Linked DNA regions of Homo sapiens: region 1 is linked to region 2. A link is a contact called in ENCODE Hi-C data. All regions are on one chromosome and are shown on one strand. The core of a region is the stretch at or near the end of the contact, and the rest is flanking DNA. Distances in the headings are between cores, read along the strand shown. Region 1 holds the start of SP2 (Sp2 transcription factor). Region 2 holds the start of EFCAB13-DT (EFCAB13 divergent transcript).

The links. Hi-C counts contacts between places; a loop is a spot of excess contacts on that map. Pooled maps may share reads with other maps.
Region 1: a loop to region 2 is called in a map of naive thymus-derived CD4-positive, alpha-beta T cell, with 10 times the contacts of the local background. The contact joins the promoter of SP2 here to the promoter of EFCAB13-DT in region 2. A Hi-C loop is called at or near these places in 1 of 168 maps with a recorded cell type or tissue (naive thymus-derived CD4-positive, alpha-beta T cell), 1 of 37 single-sample maps with no recorded cell type and 9 of 50 pooled maps.

The regions. Positions count from the first base shown.
Region 1 is chr17:47,894,908-47,898,737 of GRCh38, reverse strand. SP2 (Sp2 transcription factor) reads right to left here and starts at 2,502. Exons shown (of 7, transcript NM_003110.6): 1 at 2,445-2,502. The coding sequence starts at 2,451. It overlaps SP2-DT (SP2 divergent transcript), which reads left to right and starts at 2,922. Exons shown (of 3, transcript NR_135480.1): 1 at 2,922-3,035. SP2-AS1 (SP2 antisense RNA 1) reads left to right here. Exons shown (of 3, transcript NR_103857.1): 3 at 1-352. RefSeq lists a silencer at 2,003-2,432.
Region 2 is chr17:47,321,612-47,325,824 of GRCh38, reverse strand. EFCAB13-DT (EFCAB13 divergent transcript) reads left to right here and starts at 1,924. Exons shown (of 3, transcript NR_110880.1): 1 at 1,924-2,136. It overlaps EFCAB13 (EF-hand calcium binding domain 13), which reads right to left and starts at 1,870. Exons shown (of 25, transcript NM_152347.5): 1 at 1,751-1,870; 2 at 1,302-1,371. RefSeq lists enhancers at 1,082-1,261, 1,302-1,391 and a silencer at 1,732-2,141.

The DNA.
Region 1 (3,830 bases), core at 1,253-3,752, 570 kb before region 2:
CTCTTTAAAGCAGTGTTTCTCTGCATCTTTCATTCCATAGCCATTGTCCACCTGATCCAAAATATCCTAAGTTTTTCAGTGTTTGGAAGCAGGGTTTCCAATTTTTGTGTATACAGAAAAGGGGGGTGTGTGTGAAAAAATAAGTATTAGAAAAAAAACATGTTATACATATCTATCACAGAAATGAGTGGGCAAGGTTTAGAAGATGGCTGAAACCAAGCCAATACTAAGGTCTACTGGTTGGCTGCAACAAGTTTAAAATGTCTTCATAAGGGCCCTGGTTGGGCAATACTATACTTGCTGACAGTACTTGGGATCTGCCACAGACCTATAGCAAAGGACTGTTCAACTTCTCCAAAAAGCTGGTATTAACCACCAGAAGAAATAAGAAGTTCAAGGCCAAAATATCCAAATGAACCAACCACTCTACTTGCTGAAATGCCATAAAGCTTCTTTACCCCAGACATTTGCCCAAATCTTATAATTTCTTTTCTCCTCTCTGACAGGCCTCTCCAGAGGCCCAAACTTTAATAGAATCTGAGAGAAAAAAGTGGCCAGTCTATCTGCTGTCCAGAGTGATGCCAAACTCTTTCTCCCGGAGCCAGTTCTCCCCGTTGGGCAGTCAGGTGAGGATCCGATTATTAACAAACTCTACTTGGGTCTCCTTGGCAAAGAGTTTCTGGCTTCAGCAGCCTAGCTCAGGGGGGTTCATAATTATGTCAGACTCGCTTTTTTTCTTGTAGTTGCTTTTAACCAAAGAGGTTAAGCCTCTGTACAACCAAGAGGAAGAACTAGAATTAGAAAACTTACCAATCGTCCCAGCCAATGATAATCCATTTCCAACAGGTATTAACGCCTGTTAGAAGCCACTGGAACACTGACATCATCAGCCCAATTGATAGGTTGTCTGATAGATTCGCCCCCTTCATCGCACACAAGAATTTAAAACAAAACAAGACACTGCAGTTATATTCATTATTGCAGACAATGGGTTTCTTTGTGTTAGTAATTGAAATTACTGCTGTGGTCTGGACTCCACCATTATTTCCTTTGCAGCCTGTGAGCCAGCCAACACTCTAAACTTTCTAGCCCTAAAAATTGTATCATCCAGAATACCAACTCAATACAGCCCTCCACTGTGAAACTGAATGCCTTCTGGGGTACAGCATGAAACCGTTTTAGACAGTGCATGCCAGTGCACCTTGAAACAGTGTCCATCTGTAATGAAATCTGTAAACGGGAAACTTGGGCCAATTCATTGTTTAAAGCAGATCTACTGGCTCATACCTTTCTCTAGGAAACAATAAGTGAACAAGAAGTAACCTCAGAAGAAGAAAGAACTTTGGGAGAATGCACTGAGAAAGGCCAGACTGAGTCCCCTTGGATGAAGTTAATTAAGAAACAAACATGACAGGATATTGCAATCAAAACCAAGGAATGCAGTGAGGACAGGTTTCTCAGTTGCCCAGAGGAGAAAACATAGTTCCTTCTGAACTAAAATTAGAAAGCCGCTGGCAAGGAAACATAAGAAGCATGGATAAGAGGCTGAAAACCGTAAGTCAGCAATGGGGATGGAGGTGGGTACAGGAAGAGAGCGAGTATCTATTTTGTTTTATTTCTTCTGTAATTCCTTAAGATTGTTTGCGCCTGAGCTTTGGGACTGCAGTAGTCTCCCCTACGGGGCGTCAAGTAACAGGCTGGGAGCTCTGGCAAGAAGTTCTCAAACTTCTCACAATTCTGCTAAGAGCTTGCAGATATCTAGCTGGAAGATCAAGGATCCAAGTAAAAACATTAAAGGAAGGTTTTTGCCCACTCCCCGGTGAGAGGTCATCTGCCCAGGGAGTGCTCTCGTGTCCTGACACCATCGCCCGACTGGGGATATATCAGTAACCGGGCTGTCGTCGATGCCGAGCAGTGCCCATCTGGTTGGCAGCGTCCGGGTCTCAAGCGTTCCCTCGCCCCTCTCTGTTCTCCGGGGAGCCCTGAATCGCTGGTGGGCATCTACAGTTAAGAGTGCAGGAAGGCCTCTCAGACACGGGGCGAACACAAGGGCTGTTGGCTGCCTCCTCAGAGCCGACCCAGGCATAGTTCGCCCAGGCGGGAGAGCGGCGTTGAAGTGGGTCGGCACCCGTCCGAGGGGTGCCAGGCCACCCCGGTGCCCGCTCCTCTCGCCGGCCCCCGGAAGCGCCGCCCTCCCGCCCGGCGGGCTCCGAGGGGGCGGGGAGTCGAACGCCCCCTTCCGGGTGCCTCCGCCCGGCTGGCCAGCCCCGCTCCTCCTCCGGGCGGGAATCCTCCCTCCCCCGCCCCTCCTGAAGCCGGGCCCCGACGCCAGACCCAGCCCCAGGGGGGAACCCCCGGCCTCGGCTCCCTCTCCCCGCGGCCTCTGCCCGTCTTCCTGACCCTTGGGGGCCGGGAAGACCCCGCCGGCAGCGGCCGGGACCCACCGCTCATTACGACATCTTCCTCCCTGGCCTCCGCCGCCTCCGCCGCCACCGAGAGCCTGACACCGCCCGCCAAGCAACCGCCAATCCCGGAGCCCGCCACCGCCCGAGCGACGGCAGCCTTCACCAATAAGCGCTTGGAACATTGGGGACCGACAGCACTATTAACCAATCAACCAGAGGCGTCTAGAGCGACGTTGATTTGACCAATAGGTCTGTGCAATGTCACTGATGGACGGTAGAGCGCACCAACCGAAAGCCAATTGAATAATGAGTGACATGTGCATCAGCCAATTGGAGGGAGGCAAAGTCCCGCCCGCTGGGTGGTTGATGTACAGCAACAGGAAGCTGGAAGGGGAGGGGCTTAGCCGAAGAGTGCTTTTGTATTGGTCGAGGTTGACCTTCCACCCACCTCTAACCCAGAGGATGAATGATAGATCTGCCCTGAAGCCAATCAGAAGTCCTTAGGGTGAGGCCCACAAATGCCCCAGAAATAGCATATACATTGCGCCCTAAGTCCAGTCTCGCCCAGGTGTGGCAGGAGCTTTTACCTGCTCTTCGGCAGTAGCCGGCTGCCACTCAACCCCATGCCTGGTGAGTGGAAAGCCATCAACCTTTTATTTAGTCCCTCTCTCGTTGTCGCCTGGGGAGGGGCGACTTTGTACAGTGAGGCACTGGGGTCCGGCACCATAGTGGGAGTTGGGGTTGTTTACGCGACACTTCTAAGGGGATTTTCACAATCGGTTAAGCCCCCGTTAATCCTCACATGGTTATTGCGGCGACCCCCATAGCCCACGGTCCCAAACGTGTGCATCTGAATCATCCGAAGCTCTTTCTAAAGGCAGGCTCCCCTGGCCGCCTCTCCTAATCCGACTCGGTACTTCACGGGGCGTGCCTAGAATCTGCATTTTAGCAAGGGCCTCGCGTGGACAGAATTGCACGCTTGAGTTTGAGAAGTACTGCTTGGCCTCTGCCCCACTTACCCTTACCTTCTTGAGATGAGGTAAAGCACTTGGTAGGCACTAGGCGGGTAGGTTTATCTTTGCTCCCAAGTCTCTTCCGAGAACTTGGGAAGGCTGCCTAGCTTAGTGAGGGAATCCATTCTGGCTTCAGACCAGTCTGGGTTTGAAACCTACACATCCCACTAACTTAGGCAGGGTACCGAAACTCCCTGAGCTTCATGTCCTCATCAGTAAAACGAGGTTAATCACACCTACACCTTAGCGCGATGGCTTAAAAAAAAAAAAAAAAAAAACAAACAAAAAAAAACATAGTCCATCAAGAGAAATACATTTTGCATACAGACCAGTACACTGCTATTTGTATGAGAGTGTCATAAAGTTTCCGAAAACAATGCTTACTACTTGTGACGCACTGATAGTTTCTATG
Region 2 (4,213 bases), core at 675-3,174:
GCAATAAGTACAAAAAAAAAAGTAAAGCAGGGAGGGGAATATGAAATGTAGTATAGGGGAAGAGATGCAGGGAACAGAATGGGTGGCCAAGGAAGACCTTACTGAGAGGGAGACTTTTGAGTACAGACCTGCAAGAACTGAAGTAGGGAGCTGATTAATATCTTAGGGAAGAGCATTTCAGCCAGAAAGAAAAGTAAGTACAAAAGCCCCGAGGCAAGAAGAATGTTCAAGGAATAGTGGGAAGGCCCCAGGAGGCTGAAGCAGGAGAGATCAGAGAGGCTAAGTGAAAGTGGCATATCATGGAGGACCCCTAGATGACAGTAAGAACTGTGGCTTGTACTCTGAAGGAGTGACAAGCATTGAAAGAGTTCTGAGGAGAAGGATTACATAATCTGAAGTTCTTTCTGAAAGGATCACTCTGGTTACTGTGAGGAGGGAAATCAGGTAGGTCTGGGTTCCTGAATGCCAAGTGAAGAAAGTACTTCAAGAGTGAGCAATCAGGCTGTGCATGGTGGCTTATGCAGGTAATCCCAACACTTTGATGCGGGGGTGGGGGTCTAAGCAGGAGGGCTGCTTAAGGCCAGGAGTTCAAGACCAGCCTGGGCAACAGTGAAACTCCCACCTCTACAGAATTTTTTTTTTAATCAGCTGGACATGGCGACCTTAGTCCCAGCTACTCCAAAGACTGAGCCAGGAGGATCTTTTGAGCCCAGGAGTTTGAAGCTGCAGTGGGCTATGATTGCACCACTGCACTCCAGCCTGGACGACAGAGACCTTGTCTCAAAAAAAAAAAAGGGGGGTGGGGTGGGCGGTTAAGATCAGTACTGAATGGTTCGCTAGGTTTCACAACACGGAGGACACTGACAAACTTGAAAGGAGCCATCTGGGTGGGGTGGTAAGGAGACAATGTCGTCAGAGTGAGTACAAGAGAGAACGGGGTAAAGAAATTGAACCCAGCCAGTAGGGTAGGCTCTTTCAAGGAGTTACGTTGTTAAGAGAAATAAGGCAGTAGCTGAGAGGAAAATGGGGCTGTGAGGCTTTAAGATGAGAAAAACAAAGGCGTCTTCACTGAAGCATGACTCTGTATGACATCCTTTCACAAAATACCTTCCTCTTTCCTCTCATGCCACATTTCCCTCACAAGCCGCCCGACTCGCTCGCTTTTCTCTCGCCAGAGGGACTGAAAACGTCATTAATACCAACTGCATACACAACTCCATTGCAGCTACTGCCATTCATGAACGTTCAAACTTTCGTCACCCTGTTTTCATATTTGTGTAACAAACGTCGAGTGAACGAACCTCCACCTCTTCCAAGAACCCACGCTGAGGAGGCTTCCCATAGACCCTGCTCTTACGAAGCCAACGACTTCTACAGGAAGAAAGAGGACCTGTAAGCTAGCGAGTGAACGACCCGCAAGATGGAAATGAGTGTGCTAATAGAGGTCTCCGCCTCCCGCTGAAGGAGCAGGGAAGTGACACCACCCCCGGGACCGCCAGCCTTCTACAACAACCACCATTTCTGAGGAACCACCTGATCAGTCTCAGTCACCCTTCAATCTGCCCCTTTGTCCCACTCAGTCCCCTCACTGTTCCTTTCTGGAACCTTCCTTCACCCAGCCCCACCACTGTTCTCCTTCCTCCCTCGCACCCTACTGCATTCTCCACCCTCCACCTCGAAGGCTCCCCTCCCAACTCCTCAGCGGGTCTCGCCTCCCCTCCCCACCTCTGTCCCCCAAGGGTCCCACTACCGGCCCGAGCTGCCCTCCCTTCCTCTCGGCTGGAGGCCCCCGCGCTCTCTGTGGTCAGCCCCTGCCGCCCCTCGGGCGGCGCTGCTCTAGCTCTGCAGCCTTCCCAGGATCCCGCGCCGCGCGGCCCCGCCCCCGCGGTCACCTGACCGAGCCCGACGCTCCGCCCACCGACCACCCCGAGCGGAGCGGGCCCAGGACCCTATCGGCTGTCGAGCCGGTGCTGCCGCGGCCACCGCCACCGCCCAGGGGCTCCGGGGCTGTGGGGAGCGGCTGAACTCAATACCGCCTCCGCGCTGACTGGAAGGCACTGCGGCCGCGCCTGCCTGCCCCACCTCGTAAGGGCCTGTGACCTCACGAGGCCAGCCGCCGGGCGCTGCATTCGAGCGGTGGGGCTCCTGTCCGTGCGCTTTCCTCCCGCAGCCCCGGCCGGGATTCCGCCCTCCGTCCTTGCCACCCGCTCGCCACTCTTCCCTAATCGCTGTTCATTCTCCGGTGCGCTGTCCCGCCATGGTCTGACCCCACTTCAATCTTACCTTCGGTCCGTCCTTTGAACACCCCGACCCCCGACCCCTTTCTTCCAAAACATTCCATCCTTCTTGGCTTCTGCTACTCAATAATGGACAGCAGCTCGAAGGCCATGTGTCCCACGGCTTTGCTGAAATTTGTCTCGGGTTGCCTTTAAGGAGACTGTCGTTTCCTTTTGAAAGAGATACTTTGGTTGGTTTGGTTTTCTTCTGTGTGTTTGTTTTTCCTATGTATTTATCGTATGCAGTTGGGCAAAATACTTAACGCTCCCTGAGTCTCGATTTTCTCATTCTTCCAGGGTTGTGGGAATTCAAAAATATATACGTAGTGCTCAATAAATGTTACAATATTTAATCCCTTCCGTGATACTACTGTGTTCATTTACATCTTAAACCTTGCTTTGTAGGCATTCTTTAATATTTTATTTAGATTTTTATTATTATTAAATATATGTACAAATCATAATTGTAAATATTTAATGGGGTACAATGTTATATTTTAATATATGTATACAATATGGAACGACTAAGTCAAGCTTAACATATCCATCACCTTGTTTAACGTTTTTTATGGTGAGACATTTGAAATTTACTCTTAGCAGTTTTGAGATATACGATATATTATTATTAGCTATAGTCACCACACTATGCAATAGATCTCAGAAACTTGCTGCTTTTGTCTGACTGAACCTTGTACCCTTTGAACAGCATCTCCCCATCCTGCATCTCCTACCCGCCCCGTCCCTTTCCAGCCTCTAACAACTATTCTACTGTCTACTTCTATGAGTTTGACTTTTTAAGATTCCACATATAAGTGAGATCATGTGGTATGTGTCTTTCTGTGCCTGGCTTTTTTCACTTAGTATGTCCTCCAAGTTGATTCATGTTGTCACAAATGACAGAAATTCTTTTTTAAGGCTGAATAGTATCCATTGCATATGTTGATTCATGTTGTCACAAATGACAGAAATTCTTTTTTAAGGCTGAATAGTATCCATTGCATATGTTTACTACATTTTCTTTATCCATTCATCCATCGATGGACACAGGTTGATTCCATTATCTCAGCGATTGTGCATAATGCTGAAATGAACATGGAAGTGCAAATAAGTCTTTGATATACTGATTTCAGTTACTCAATATATGCCCAGAAATAGCATCGCTGGATCATATGGTAGTTCTATTTTTAATTTTTTGGGAAACCTCCATATAGTTTTCCATAATGGCTGTAATAACACTAACAGTGTAAAAGGTTTCTCCACATCCTCAGCAACACATTTTTTTCATCATTTTGATAATAGCAATTCTTTTTTTTTTTTTTTTTTTTTTTTTTTGAGATTGAGTCACTCTGTTGCCCAGGCTGGAGTGCAGTGGCACAATCTCAAATCACTGCAACCTCCATTCCTGGGTTCAAGCAATCTTCCTGCCTCAGCCTCCCAAGTAGCTGGGATTACAAGCATGTGCCACCACACTTGGCTAATTTCTGTATTTTTAGTAGAGATGGCGTTTCACCATGTTGGCCAGGGTGGTCTCAAACGCCTGACCCTCAAGTAATCTGCCCACCTCAGCCTCCCAAAGTACTGAGATTACAGGTGTGAGCCACCACACCCAGCTTAATAGCCATGCTAACAGGTGTGAGGTGATATTGTAATCTTATTTTGCATTTCCCTAATAATAGTGATTTTTTTTTTCGCAAACCTGTTGGCCATTTGTATGTCTTCTTTTAAGAATGGCTGTGTCAGGCTGGGCATGGTGGCTCACACCCATAATCTCAGCACTTTGGGAGGCCAAGGTGGGAGGACCGCTTGAGCCCAAGAATCTGAGACCAGCCTGGGCAACATAGTGAAGCCTCATCTCTACAAAAAAAAATTTTTTTTAAAAGTCTATTCAGATTATTTGTCTATTTTTAAAATCAGGTTATTTGCTTTCTTGCTACTGA